Regions from separate parts of the Homo sapiens genome. Here region 1 is linked to region 2. The links are chromatin contacts, found by Hi-C or POLR2A ChIA-PET in ENCODE. All regions are on one chromosome and are shown on one strand. Each heading gives the region's core, a stretch centred on a gene start or an enhancer-like site at or near the end of the contact. The rest is flanking DNA. Distances are from core to core; before and after follow the strand shown. Region 1 holds the start of PEX6 (peroxisomal biogenesis factor 6). Region 2 holds the start of POLH (DNA polymerase eta).

Region 1 (7,560 bases), core at 490-2,989, 600 kb before region 2:
AAGCCTTTTGTATGCCCCACTACATTATGGAGGCTTATGATATTTTGATTACAGAATATGGATCAATAGGCCGGGTGAGGTGGCTCACGCCTGTAATCCCAACACTTTGGGTGGATCACCTGAGGTCAGGAGTTCGAGACCAGCCTGACCAATACGGTGAAACCCCGTCTCTACTAAAAATTACAAAAATTAGCCGGGCGTCGTGGCGCGAGCCAGTAGTAGGAGGCTGAGACAGGAGAATCGCTTGAACCTGGGAGGCGGAGGTTGCAGTAAGCCGAGATCGCATCACCACATTCCAGCCTGGGTGACAGAGCAAGACCCCATCTCAAAAAAAAAAAAAAAAAAAAAAAAAGGAAAGAAAGAAAAAGAAAATAGATAAATGAGGCTAAGAAACATTATGCTTTTTTTTTTTTTTTTTTGAGACAGAGTTTCACTCTTATCGCCCAGGCTGGAGTCCAATGGCGCGATCTTGGCTCACCGCAACCTCCGCCTCCCAGGTTCAAGCGATTCTCCTGCTTCAGCCTCCCAAGTAGCTGGGATTAGAGGCATGCACCACCACGCCCGGCTAATTTTACATTTTTTTAGTAGAGACGGGGTTTCTCCATGTTGGTCAGGCTGGTCTCGAACTCCCGACCCCAAGTGATCCGCTCGCCTCGGCCTCCCAAAGTGCTGGGATTACAGGCGTGAGTCACCGCGCCCGGCTAGAAACATTATGTTCAAAGTCCGGGATGATATGGGGCACGAGTCCTAAATCTTCCAATTTACCTAAGACAGAGAAGAGGGTATAAGAAAGAGGAAGCACTCCTGACCCCAGTCCTTTATCCTACCTGAATTCTGAGCTCTCCCATTTCCAGGGGGTCACAGCCAAGATTAAAAGCCAAAGTGGCAGGGACAAGCGCCAGTCCGTCAGCGAGGGGCTCTCCCAGCGGTCCAGAGCCGGGTCCCAGTCTATCAGAGAGGTCCCAGCGAGGTTCTAGGACCTGCACCCTAGCCAAGTGCGGCTGTGAAGTGTTCGATGACTCTCTGGCCTGGGCCACCCACACCCATTCGCCCTGGAAGAGGCCAAGGCCACGGAGACAGCTCCGGCTCACCCCTAGTGAATCTCCAGTCCCTCCCAGAACTCCCTGGAGTCGCCGCACTGTGCCAGAAACCGCAAAGGAGGACACCACGGGCGGGGGTGGGGGCCGACTGCTGTCCCCAGACTCTGGACACAGTCTGGCCCGCCCGCGGAGCTCAGTCACAGCCAGCCGAGTCCCTGGGCCCAGCAGCCCTTGCAACGCCGGCCGCGTCTCCAGCACCCGCGGTCCGGGCACTGGGAGGGTCTCTCCGCGCCTCACCAGCAGCGGCCCGACTCGCGGTCCGAGCCCAGGCCCCAGCGAGGTGCCAAGCAGTGCCCAACCTAGCGCCGGGGGCCGCCGCACCGCCCGCGCCCGCACCCAGGCCCCGGAGCCCAGTGCCAGGAGCCGCAGCAGCGCGCGGCTAACCAGTAGCTGCGGCGGCCCGGGACCCTGCTCTTCGGTGCCCGCGTCCGGCCCCTCCAGGGCTGCCACCAGCAGCGCCGGCCCTGCCGGGCTCTCCCCTGCAGGCCTCAGGGCCAGCACCAGGCCCAGCTCCGCCGCCGGCCACGGGCCCCCGGGTGGCAGCAGCACTGCCAACGGGGGTGTCTCGGTCGGAAAGGGCTCCAGGACCCGCAAGACAGCCAGCGCCATGGTGACAGGACACCAACGAGGAGGGTGAAGGAGCGCAGCTTCCGGAGCCAGAGAGCCAGACGACTAGTGTGCGCGAGGGCCGCTTCCGCTTCCGTCAGGGGAGGCCAGAGGAAAAGGGGAGGGGGGTCGGGTGCCGCGAACTTGCTCTGAGGGGGTTAGCTGCGCCTCGGATTGATCTGCGTCGTGCCTCGATAGGCAGTAACCTTCATCGCTGCGGTTGCGTAGCGTTTACCCATGCGCCATTTGAACTTGTGCTTAAGGGATTTATCTTTGCCTTCTACGGAAGTAATGTTCTCTTAACTATTTTTCCCCGTGGCATGAACGTAACAGTTTATTGACTGATAAATGAACAGTCAGCATGCTCGGGATGACTGGGCCCAGTACTGGGAGCTCTAGGTGAAATGTTTCGGAAGGAGTCCGCTCCTCTGCGGAGCTCCTGCAGCTTCCCCTGTGGAACTGTGAGCACTGAGGTTTGAGGGTTGCAGGAAAGGTTGCAGGAGGGAGTAGCAGGATTAGAAAACTGTCTCACACTTGCTTATAGGTATATAGTGGCTGCTGAGTGAATTACTAGATGTGATTCATACAGCCCTGGAGTGCTTGGTGCCACCACACATGTTCCAGCACATCTGGCACAAAACCCATGTTCCAGGACTTCTTGCCCTGTTCATTGTTCTGTTTGTTTTACTCCCACCAAACTTAAGTTGAAGACAAAACAGCTTTTCTTTCACCCCCCCCCCCCAAATCCTTGCAGATCGGAAACCCATTCACTTTCTATCCTAGAGCGGGGCAGGCAGCAGAGCAGGCAGAAGGAAAGGAGTTCAAGGCTTCTGTCAGCATAACACCAACAGTCGACTTCCTGCGTGTGCTGTTATTTAGATTCCATCCTTCTCTTCACCTCCACTGTTCTGTACAAGACACTCAGCTAGTGGTAGGCCACATTTCCTTTTTTATGGCAACAGGGTCCTACTCTGTCACCCAGGTTGGAGTACAGTGGCACGATCCCCATTCATTGCAGCTTCTACCGTCCCAGGCTCAAGTGATCTCCCACCTCAGCCTCCCGAGTAACTGTAGCCGGGACCACAGGCACACGCCACCATACCCAGCCAATTTTTTTTTTGAGACGGAGTTTCGGTCTTGTTGCCCAGGCCAGAGTGCAATGGCACGATCTCAGCTCACTGCAATCTCCGCTTCCCAGGTTCAAAGAATCTCCTGCCCCAGCCTCCCAAGTAGCTGAGATTACAGGTGTGTGCCACCACACCCAGCTAATGTTGTATTTTCAGTAGAGACGGGGTTTCACCCTGTTGGTCAGGCTGGTCTCGAACTCCTGGCTTCAAGTGAGCCACCTGCTTACGCCTCCCAAAGTGCTGGGATTACAGGCATGAGCCACTGCGCCTGGACTAATTTTTTATTTTTTGTAGAGACAGAGTTTCTCTGTGTTGCCTAGGCTGGTCTCAAACTCCTGGTCTGAAGAGATCCTCAGGCCTCAGCCTCCCAAAGTGCTGGGACTACAGGCATAAGCCATCATGTCCCACTGCATTTCCAATTATTAACAATTATTTTCACTTACAATAAATGAATTGGATGGTGCCAATCTCCATTTTCTAGACCTTACATTCTCTTTCAGCTACTGCTCAGCTTTCTCCATCTCTCCTTTCTTCTTGAGGCAGTCTTCTATTTTGTACATTATACATTCCTGAAAATTTGAAAGACAAATATATGAAAACTATTAGATTTGCATATTATAAGGGGCTGGGCGCAGTGGCTCATGGCTGTAATCCCAGCACTTTGGGAGGCCAAGTGGGTGGACTGCTTGAGGCCAGGAGTTTGAGACCAGCCTGGCCAACATGGTGAAACCCCGTCTCTACTAAAAATACAAAAATTAGCTGGGTATGGTGGTGTGTGCCTGTAGTCCCAGCTACTCGGGAGGCTGAGGCAGGAGAATGGCGTGAAGCCGGGAGACAGAGCTTGCAGTGAGCCGAGACTGCGCCACTGCACTCCAGCCTGGGTGACAGAGTGAGATTCCGTCTCAAAAAAATAAATAATAGAAAAAAATAAATAAAATAGCATGCAAGAATGTACTAACCAGGAACCATGGCTTGTGTCTATAATCCCAGCTATGGGGAGGCTGAGGCAGAAGGATCACTTGAACCCAGGAATTTGAGGCTATGATTGTGCCACTGCACTCCAAGTGGGTGACAGAGCAAGACCTTGTCTCTTAAAATATATAAAATTAAAAGAAAAAAAAACTAAATAAAGAATGTTCTAGGTACCTAGATTCACATGGATGAAAGTTCCCATTTGGTAGTGCTACTATATGTTTCTTGGTCCCCTATGTCCCAGAGGAACCAAGGGCTAGATAGATGGTACATGGGCCTAAAGAGGATATGCCTGCTTTCCTCAGTAGCAGGCAAGCTCTAGGCCTCAGGACTATAGTGCTCCTTGAGGCCTTGGAGATGGGTAAAAACATCAGTTATCTTGCCTGGATCAGCACTCATACAGACACAAATACCCACCCACAAATAAATGTCCTTTTCTCCCAAGCTTTTCTCCCAGCAGGTAACAGCGGGCATGTAGTCCACTTTGTGTTACCCTGAAATCGTCATTAGTCACCGAAAGCCAAATACTACTTCTGTAAGATCGCCAGGACCCTACATTTGCCATCTTCACTTCCTCACCTCTTGATGCTCACTCTTCCACTCACTAAAAACGGTCTTCCACTCTCTGAAAAAATCACCCATAATCTTCTAATTGCAGAATCAAGATGATGCTGTTCTTTCTCTGACACTACTGACCAATTGTCTTTTATTTCCTTTGCCATTATGACACCAGTTGTCCTCCTACAACTCTGATCACTTCCAGAAATCATCCTCAACTCTTCCCTTTCCGTTACCGTCCCCCCCACAATACAATGAATCACCATATCCTGTTGATTCTACACATTTTCATGCTCCATCCTCTCTTCTCCATCCCCACGGCCACTGTCTTGTAACATTGCTCTCCTGGGTACCTGGGTAAGGGACACAGGTTTTGTGTTTTTTTTTTTTTTTTTCAGATGGAGTCTTGCCCTGTCGCCCAGGCTGGAATGCAATGGTGCGATCTCGGCTCACTGCAAACTCCACCTCCCGGGTTCAATGGATTATCCTGCCTCAGCCTCCTGAGTAGCTGGGATTACAGGCACCCACCGTCATGCCTGGCTAATTTTTGTATTTTTGTAGAGACGGGGTTTTGCCATGTTGGCCAGGCTGGTCCTGAACTCCTGACCTCAGGTGATCCGCCCTCCTCAGTCTCCCAAAGTGCTGGGATTACAGGCGTGAGCCACTGCGCCTGACCTTTTTTTTTTTTAAGACTAAATATTTTATTTTATATAGAATTTTAAAAATTTATTTTTTGTACATGAATAAGTTCTTTAGTGGTGATTTATGAGATTTTGATGCAGCCATCACCCAAGCAGTGTATACTGTACCCAATGTGTAGTATTTTTTTTTTTTTTTGAGACGGAGTCTTGCTCTGTCGCCCAGGCTGGAGTGCAGTGGCATGATCTAGGCTCACTGCAACCTCTGCCTCCCGGGTTCACGCCATTCTCCTGCCTCAGCCTCCCGGGTAGCTGGGACTACAGGCGCCTGCCACCACGCCCGGCTATTTTTTTGTATTATTTTAGTAGAGACGGGGTTTCATCGTGTTATCCAGGATGGTCTCGATCTCCTGACCTCGTGATCCGCCCGCCTCGGCCTCCTAAAGTGCTGGGATTACGGGCGTGAGCCACCGCGCCCGGCCTCCATTGTATCATTCTCATGCCTTTGCATCACAGGTTTCTTCTTTTTTTTTTGTAGACGGAGTCTTGCTCTGTCGCCCAGGCTGGAGCGCAGTGGCATGATCTCGGCTCACTGCAACCTCCACCTACCGGGGTCAAGTAATTCTCCTGCCTCAGCCTCCTACCGGGTTCAAGTGATTCTCCTGCTTCAGTCTCCCGAGTAGCTGGGACTACAGGCGCGCGCCACCACGCCCCGCTAATTTTTGTATTTTTCATAGAGGCATGGTTTCACCATGTTGGCCGGGATGGCCTCGATCTCTTGACTCGTGATCCGCCCACCTCGGCCTCCCAAAGTGCTGGGATTACAGGCGTGAGCCACCGCACCCTGTCTAATTTTTGTATTTTTAGTAGAAATGGGGTTTCACCACTATGGTCAGGCTGGTCTCAAACTCCTGACCTCGTGATCTGCCCACTTTGGTCTCCCAAAGTGTTGGGACTACAGGCGTGAGCCACCGAGCCTGGCCACAGGTTTATTCTTTTTGTCGTCATTGTTGCTGTTTTGAGACAGAGTCTTGCTCTGTCGCCCAGGCTGGAGTGCAGTGGTGTGATCTCGGCTCACTGCAACCTCCGTCTCCCGGGTTCAAGTGATTCTCCTGCCTCAGCCTCCCGAGTAGCTGGGATTACAGGCGTGCACCACCACACCCAGCTAATTTTTGTATTTTTAATAGAGACGGGGTTTCGCCATGTTGGCCAGGCTGGTCTCGAACCTCTGACCTCAGGTGATCCTCCTGCCTCAGCCTCCCAAAGTGTTGGGATTACAGGCGTGAGACACCGTGCCTGCCTGGTTTACATTCTCTCTTAATCCTTTGTTTATACACATCTGTGATTCACCAGACTGCGAACTCTTTGTGGGCATAAACTGAGTCTTACCCATTAGAACACGGACTTGAGCAGGGTGGCAAGTAAGGGATGGATTTCCTGAGACAGTCAACAATGAAGTTGCTTTTCCACTGCGTTCCCAACTGCTCAAATCTAGCTGGTTCCCCAATCCCAGTACACTTGCAGTAGCAACGGGGACCCTCTTCCTAAAGTTGCACCAAGCCAGGGATTCTCCACTCATTTCGCCCAGGTCCTAGCCCTGCCAGGCTTCCCCTTTGCTCCTCTGCAACCCCTGTCTAGGGAGGCGGGTGTCTTGGAAGGTCCTTGGGAGCTCCCTCCATCAATTTTGCATCTGCAATTAGGGCTACTTTACCCCAGTGAAGAAAGGTGCCCTCCGTATTAGGGCTTCCTTCCTCCAATTCCGACTGGACAGGGTAGCAGAGCGGGCAAAGTGTGAGAGCCTTTAGAAGGAAAGAGCAGGGCTCCAAGCGCCGCGAAGAATGGCCGAGGCCGACGCACAGCAGACGCTGGAGTGCAGCCCTCCTAGCCAAGCTTGGGTTTCCCCTTATCCCCGCCTCCTTCTCTAAGCTCGACCCACTTTAGGGCGGGACCACCCACTTCAGCCAATTCTGGAAGCCGAACCCTGGCGGTTTGTACTATTTCTTTCCAATAAGAAAAAAAGGAAGCAGCTTGGCTCCAATGACCAATCCGAGGAGGCGGCGCCTGGTTGTCAGGCAGTTTTGTAGGAGTTCGGGCCAATTGGAGGCGCAGGCACCGCTCGACCCGGGCGCAGCGCGCAGGCGGTGGCGAAGAGACGCCGAGCGGGCCGAGTGCGGCCGAGCAAAGCCGGAGCCGGAGCGGGGCCGCAGGAGACGGGCCGGGTCCGGACGGGCCGAGATGCCCTATAAACTGAAAAAGGAGAAGGTGAGCGTGGCCCTTTTTCCCCCACCGCCGCCTTGGAGCCTGCGCGGAGCTCTGGGAGGGGCCGGAGCCAGGCCCGGGACAGCCCCAGACTGACCCTCCCGTCCAGCCCCCGCAGGACTCCTGGGGCCAGCCCTCCGCCCCCGCGGCTGGCAGCACCCCCAGCTTGTGCCGCAGCTAGGACAGCTCCCCCACCTTGCCCCGGAGAGACTCCCCCCACATACACCTCCCTCCCTTCTTCCCTTCTCTTACCCCCGGCCCAGGGTAACCTCCTTCTTCCAGATCTGCCCCATTCCCAGG
Region 2 (6,972 bases), core at 2,379-4,878:
AGACATGCCGTTCCACCGAAACCTGACCACCAAAATGCATAAAGTCAATAGAACCACTTTAGAAGTCTTGTCTTTACAAGAGAATAGCATGGATTTCTACATTTGATTACACTGGAGATTTCATTAAGAAATTATACTTTTGATTTTGTACCTGTCAATGAATGGGCAAAAATGATCTACATTTAACCAAAATACTAACACAAAAATTCTTGGGAAAAGGTTTTATATATGCAGTGGTCCATTAACTGGAATCCGCACAAGATTTGTACCACACGTCAGCTTTGCCTCATGATTTTATTGATGGGCCAAAAGTGAATATACATCTAGGTCAACTGCAACAATGTACTTGCTTTTCAGAAAATGCAGTTTTGACATCAGTCATTTTCTGTGCTGGCTTACAAAACAATTCTGGAAAAACTATGGCTAAGTCTTAAAGGCTACCTCTTCTGATAGGTGTTGAGGGTAGGACAATCAAGTTAGGATGGGTTTTCAGTTATTCTCATACAATCCTGCTTTGGATGTACCACCCAGAGAAGGCACACAAACTCAGAAAGACAGAGAGAAAAAAGAAAGCCACAGTGCCTAATCAGAGATTCATTGACCTATACATTGCATTACTCTAAAAAGGCTTCGAGGGCTAATGACATATAGTCAGAGCTCAGTAAGTATTGGCTAAATGGCAGGTAATATTTGTTGAATGGGTAATATGTACCACACACTTTACATGGATGAAGAAACTGAAGAAAAGAAAGGTTAAATCTTGAATGAGAGCTCCTGTGAGGTTCTGATAACATCTAGGGGATCATTCCTCTCTTCTTGGAGATTGCTCTTCTCTACTCACCTAAACAGCATCTCTATAGGTTATATAAGATATAAAGATCTGTTCTCTCAGACTTCAGTGGTAATGTCCAAGAGCTCCTTACTTGACAACGTGTTCCAGGATCTGAAGGCCAAAATGTCTGACGATGGCAACTTGTGTTTTCTCAGCCAACCTCAAGCCACAGGGGACACAGATAGGACACTTTTCTTTAAACTCCTCACAAAACTGAAAGAAGAAAAGTTAGTGTTTCCTTTCGAGGGCTGAGAGAATAGGGACTAAAAGAATTTCATCTTAAGAAACTCCAACCAGGGCCGGGTGCGGTGGCTCACACCTGTCCCAGCACTCTGGGAGGCTGAGATGGGTGGACTACTTGAGTCTAGGAGTCTGAGACTAGCCTAGGCAACATGGCGAAACCCCATCTCTATTAAATATATATATATATATATATTTTTTTTTTTTTTTTTTGAGACGGAGTCTCACTCTGTCGCCCAGGCTGGAATGCAATGGCATGATCTCGGCTCACTGCAACCTCTGCTTCCCAGGTTCAAGCAGTTCTCCTGCCTCAGCCTCCTGAGCCCATGTAGCTGGGACTACAAGTGCACGCCACCACACCCAGCTAATTTTTGTATTTTTAGTAGAAACAAGGTTTCATCATGTTGACCAGGCTGGTCTTGAACTCCTGACCTCAGGTGACCCACCTGCCTTGGCCTCCCAAAGTGCTGGGATTACAGGCGTGAGCCACTGTGCCCGGCCCACTAAAAATATTTTTTTAAATTAGCCGGGCATGGTGGCAGGTGCCTGTAATCCCAGCTACTCAGGAGGCTGAAGTGGTAGGAGAATCACTTGAGCTCGAGAAATCAAGGCTGAAGTGAGCCGAGATCTCACCACTGCACGCCAGCCTGGACAACCAGAGTGAGACCCTACTCAAAAAGAAACTCCAACCTAAGCTATATGTTTAAAGTTGCAAAACCTAGATCAATATTATGTGGATCTCCAAGCACAGTTGCTTTAAAAATATATATTTAATATAAAAATAAAAATATAAAATATATAAAAGTTACACATATATAACATTTCCTCCAAGTGGTGTTCACTCTATTTTATGTGTATATATTATATATATATTATGAATAAAGAACTGATAAACATTCCTTCCAGCGTGATGGTTCCAGATTTTTTCCATGCTACGGCCAACAGTAGCCCTACTAGTGTTGGAAAAAAATGGACACAAAGGAATAAGAAATTATTTGTTAGAGACATCCCCCTGACGTACATAGGGGTGAAATAACAATTTCTAGGGTTTCTTTTAAAAACCTTCGAGGCAGGGAGAGAGGATAGGCGGTGGAAAAAGTAAATGCGGTAAAATCTTTGATTGCTGAATTTAGGTGACAGGAACATGCAGAATCACTGTCGTATTCTCTCCACTTTTGTGTCTATTTTAAATATTAATAATAAAAACCAAACTAATGGAACCCAATTGTTTCTGATTCCAAACCCTGTGGCAGACATCTACATATTGTAACATTTCCTCCAAGTGGTGGTCACTCTCTTTTTTGAAGTTAACATCACTTTAAAAATGTACAGCACAAGTATTTTCTCCTAAATGGCCATTTCTCACAGCCCACACACGTTGTTTTATGGGCAAGTAAGCTTGAATTGTATTAACACCCCCAAACTGCAACATAAGTCAGTCCCAAGAGCAGAGCATTCGGGTCTCACGCAAACTACTTTCAGGAAACCAAAGTGCCCTTGTTAAAATGCAAAGTAAGTGGTAGAAGTTATCTTTGCGCAAAATAGCCTAAAAATATTACACTCAAAAACATGGGAGAAGTAGGGGTGCGAGAATTTCCCCGGAAAATGTCCAAGACACAAACGAAAGTTAGCGAGATGTTAAAGCATATAAGCATAAGGGTACCAGAGGGGCTGGAGCTCGGTCAGGGCCAGGGGAGTGGGCCAGCAGGAAAACGTTTAGTGCAGGAGAGACCATAAAGAACGAAGCTGGTGTTGGGGGCGGGATCTACACGTGCGCCTCGGGAAGGCGAGGGGATGTCGGGCTTGGGGAATGAAAATGGGCGAGGGTCATGTTGCGGACAAGAGTGCACAGAAGCGAGGAAAGGGGGAGGAGAGGGCTGTGGGAAGCTGCGGCGAGATGAGAAGCAGCATAGGGACCGGAGTGTCCCAGGCAAAGGACAGGAGCGGCGAGTAGAGAAGGCGGCGATTTGGGAGAGGCGCGGAGGGCCGCGAGGGGAAGGTCCCGGGGAGTTGGGAAAGGAGGTCCAGGGGCCGCGTGGGCGGGAGACTACCCCAGTTACAGGCGGCGCCGGAGCTGCTGGGGCTGGGAGAGGGTGTCGGGACCGGCCCAGGACGCCAGGACCCCAGCTACCTTGAGGGCTTCCAGCCGGTAGCGCTGGGTGGAGTTGGGGTCCATCATGACCGTCACCGCTTTCACCAGCTGCTCGCACAGCGCGTTTACTTGATCCATCGCCATGCCTAGCGCCACGCGCCGAGAGCGCACACCACTGCAGTCCCGGGACCACGAGGCACGACAGCTCCCTCGGCGAGACCACCCGTTGGTACCGGGCCGCGGCGGGCGGCGGGGGTGGGAAGCTGGAGGAGGAGCGTTAGCAGCAACTCGCGCTGGGAAGAAGCCGGCGCTGCGCACGCGCCCGGCCCGCCACTGCGCACGCGCCCGCGGAAGTGGCGGCTCCCGTGTGCAGGTTGAGCCTAGGTGGGCGGGGCGGGAGGCGGAAGGGCCGCGGTGCGCAGCCGCGTCAACGGCCCTTCGCAGCGGGCGCGCTGTCAGACCTCAGTCTGGCGGCTGCATTGCTGGGCGCGCCGCTCTCGTCTGATCCCTGCTGGGGACGGTTGCCCGGGCAGGATCCTTTACGATCCCTTCTCGGTTTCTCCGTCGTCACAGGGAATAAATCTCGCTCGAAACTCACTGGACCGCTCCTAGAAAGGCGAAAAGATATTCAGGAGCCCTTCCATTTTCCTTCCAGTAGGCACCGAACCCAGCATTTTCGGCAACCGCTGCTGGCAGTTTTGCCAGGTGTTTGTTACCTTGGTAAGAAAATTTAGAACCGTTCGCTGTCACTGTGTTCAGACTTTCTATGTTGCCTTGGCTATTGGTTTTATAATGTAGCAGTGACTGGGCCAAGGTTGCGTGAAATATAAATCATGCTAACAGGGATAAGGCCCTGGTACTGTCTTCTAAGATTTTTCTTGTAGAAAAAAGTATGTTTTTCCCTGTAGTTGTTAAACCTCTCTCTTGGAATTACTTTCCTGGATGTATTATTACCTGGTGGGCACTAAACTTGTTTTGTGCGGATTGGGGTAACTCGAGATGTTTAAAGGGAATAATTGCAATCAGTGAAGGTTTGTGCAGTTTTGATAATTGGCCAAGTGCTATGTATAAGGTTTCAAAGTAGTGTAATCCTTATCCAAAAGCATGGCTTGGGCAGAAAGTCTTCTTCATTTTCCATCTTTATAAAGCTCTTGGCCGGGCGCGGTGGCTCACGCCTGTAATCCCAGCACTTTGGGAGGCGGAGGCGGGCGGATCACCTGAGGTCAGGAGTTCGAGACCAGCCTCACCAACATGGTGAAACCCCGTTTCTACTAAACATACAAAAATTATGTTTGCATTTTTAGTATTTTTATACAGGCGTGGCGGTGCGCGCCTGTAATCCCAGCTACTCGGGAGGCTGAGGTGGGAGAATCGCTTGAACCCGGGAGGCGGAGGTTCAGTGAGCCGAGATCGCGCCTTTGCACTCCAGCCTGGGCGACAGAGCGAAACTCCGTCTCAAAAATAAATAAATAAAGCTCTTGCTTTCTCCAGTAAATACATAAACGGAAAACCTCAACAGCTTTATTATCTGTTAAAGTCTGCATGTCTGTTTTTGTGATTGTGTGCTTAGTAAATTGTGTGCTGAACATAAATCACTGCTTCCTATTCTTGCTCCACTTCTGGTATTTGGATCTAATATGGTGCTTAGCCTGTGTTTTTTTGTGTTACAATACTATTTGTTGGCTCAGTCTGTTCCAGTACTACTGAAAAGCCACTTCAAAGTAGAGGGACTTCTGGCATGTTATAGTTTTAACTTGTAAATGTTTAAAGTATCACATTCTGCCTGTTTTAGGCGTGGTCGATTGGAATTTATAAGGAATTAATGCTTTGACTGCTCTGATTTTAATTATTTTTCTTTCCACTCACCTTCCTGCTTTGCAGTTGTAAGACGTTTTTTTTTTCAAGGTGAATGTTAGTTTTTGAAAAACTTTTTTTAGAATACAGTTGGGTGCTCACTCAACTGTATAACCTGTGTTTCTCGTATTTAAATCATGGATTGCTGGTGTTTCGATTGTCTTATTTAGGTCTTGGCTCCCAAACTGCTGCATATTGGAATTACCTGGAGAGCTTTTAAAAATCCCCGGCCTGGCGCGGTGGCACACGCCTGTAATCCCAGCACTTTGGGAGGCCGAGGCGGGCGGATCACGAGGTCAGGAGATCGAGACCATCCTGGCTAACACGGTGAAACCCCGTCTCTACTAAAAATACAAAAAATTAGCCGGGCGGGGTGGCACGCGCCTGTAGTCCCAGCTAATGGGGATGAGGCAGAGGAATCACTTGAAACCGGGAGATGGAGGTTGCAGTGAGCTGAGATCTCACCACTGCACTTCAGCCTGGGTGACAGACGGAGACTCTGTCTAGGAAAAAAAAAAATCCCCATGCTAGGCCGAGCGCGATGGCTCACGCCTGTAATCCCAGCACTTTGGGAGGCCGAGGTGGGTGGATCGCCTAAGGTCAGGAGTTAGAGACTAGCCTGGCCAACATGGTGAAACCCAGTCTCTACTCGAAATACAAAAATTAGCCGGGCGTGGTGGCGTGCGCCTGTAATCCCAGCTACTCAGGAGGCTGAGGCAGGAGAATCGCTTGAACCCGGGAGGCGTAGGTTGCAGTGAGCCGAGACTGTGCCATTGCACTCCAGCCTGCGCAACGAGAACGAAACTCTAACTCAAAAACAACAACAACAACAAAAAACTCATGCCCAGGTCATACCCATACCAATTAAGTTAGTATATATAGTTGTGGAAGTCAAATATCAGTAGTATTTAAAGCAGCCTGGCGGGGGGACAAGAGCGAGACTTTGTCTCAAAAAAAAAAAAGTGTCATGGTCATGAAAAACAAGGAACAACCGAGGAAATGCCACAGATTGGGGGGCAGTAAAGTATGTAGTTAATAATATGCCAATGTTCATTTTTAAATTTTGGTAATTGTGTTAAGTAAGATGTTAACATCAGGAAACTGGGAGTAGGAGAACTCTACCATTTTTGCGATTTTCTGTAAGTCTAAAAGTATTTCAGAGTAAAAGGTTGACATTTTTCATGAATGCTATGATGTTATATATTATTTTCTCCTTCTCTTTTCTCTGAATTTATACTTGAGATTTGTCTGTCAACTGATTCCGTATTGGTTCTCTTCCCCTGGTGATGTGCATTTTAATTTCCATTTCCCCATGACTAATGATGGTGAGCCTATTTTTATGTGCCAATTGGCTATGTTTGTATTTTGTGGTTAGTTCTTTTAAGGATAAGTATTTTTAAAGCTTTTAATACCTATTGCCTTCATAAAATTGTACTAATTTATCCTTATGCCAGCAGTACAGGTTGAGTATCTGTGATATTGTGATATATGTATGTTAGTTTTTGTCCACGGTTCCTAGCTCATAACTCCCCTAGCTTTCGTTATAATGTTGGAGCTCTTGAAGCAAGCCTCAGAAAACAGAATCTCTCTCTGGCCTTCTGCCCTCCTTTCACCTGCCCAAAGCAGGACTCTAATCTTCCCCTGCCTTTCTGATTATGGGTCATAAGACTTTCATTTCAGAAGAGTTCCTACCCCATACCCTGGAGAAAGGAATGCTACCCAGAGAGGCCAGGAAGAATCTGGACAGGCCTTGCTGGGTTTCCCCAGTCTATTAGTATTAGATCATATCTTTTTTGTCCAGTCACATTTCTACACGGATGTCAGTCATGCCTATCCAATGAAGTTTCCATAAAAGGCCCAAGAGGAGAGGGTTCGAAGAGCTGCTGGATAGGAGCAAAAGGAAGTTCCTGGAGAGTGGTGTTCCCAGGGAGGGCATGCCTTGCCATGTGTATCT

Evidence for each region. Hi-C counts contacts between places; a loop is a spot of excess contacts on that map. ChIA-PET counts read pairs that join two places held with the same protein, here RNA polymerase II (POLR2A). Pooled maps may share reads with other maps.
Region 1: a pooled map shows a loop between it and region 2 (7-fold over the local background). The contact joins the promoter of PEX6 here to the promoter of POLH in region 2. A Hi-C loop is called at or near these places in 2 of 37 single-sample maps with no recorded cell type and 8 of 50 pooled maps. POLR2A ChIA-PET finds 5 or more read pairs at or near these places in 2 of 52 experiments (AG04450 and activated CD4-positive, alpha-beta T cell).

The regions. Positions count from the first base shown.
Region 1 is chr6:42,977,442-42,985,001 of GRCh38, forward strand. PEX6 (peroxisomal biogenesis factor 6) reads right to left here and starts at 1,740. Exons shown (of 17, transcript NM_000287.4): 1 at 828-1,740. The coding sequence starts at 1,709. It overlaps PPP2R5D (protein phosphatase 2 regulatory subunit B'delta), which reads left to right and starts at 7,129. Exons shown (of 16, transcript NM_006245.4): 1 at 7,129-7,263. The coding sequence starts at 7,237. LOC124900215 (a long non-coding RNA gene) reads right to left here and starts at 6,873. Exons shown (of 2, transcript XR_007059580.1): 1 at 6,391-6,873; 2 at 3,101-3,402. RefSeq lists enhancers at 1,000-1,941, 2,102-2,151, 6,908-7,027 and silencers at 1,312-1,691, 2,346-2,542, 3,781-3,999, 7,178-7,247, 7,338-7,487.
Region 2 is chr6:43,572,557-43,579,528 of GRCh38, forward strand. It overlaps POLH (DNA polymerase eta), which reads left to right and starts at 3,629. Exons shown (of 11, transcript NM_006502.3): 1 at 3,629-3,884. It overlaps XPO5 (exportin 5), which reads right to left and starts at 3,482. Exons shown (of 32, transcript NM_020750.3): 1 at 3,204-3,482; 2 at 924-1,045; 3 at 1-22. The coding sequence starts at 3,308. RefSeq lists a silencer at 3,429-3,628 and enhancers at 3,649-3,898, 5,227-5,727.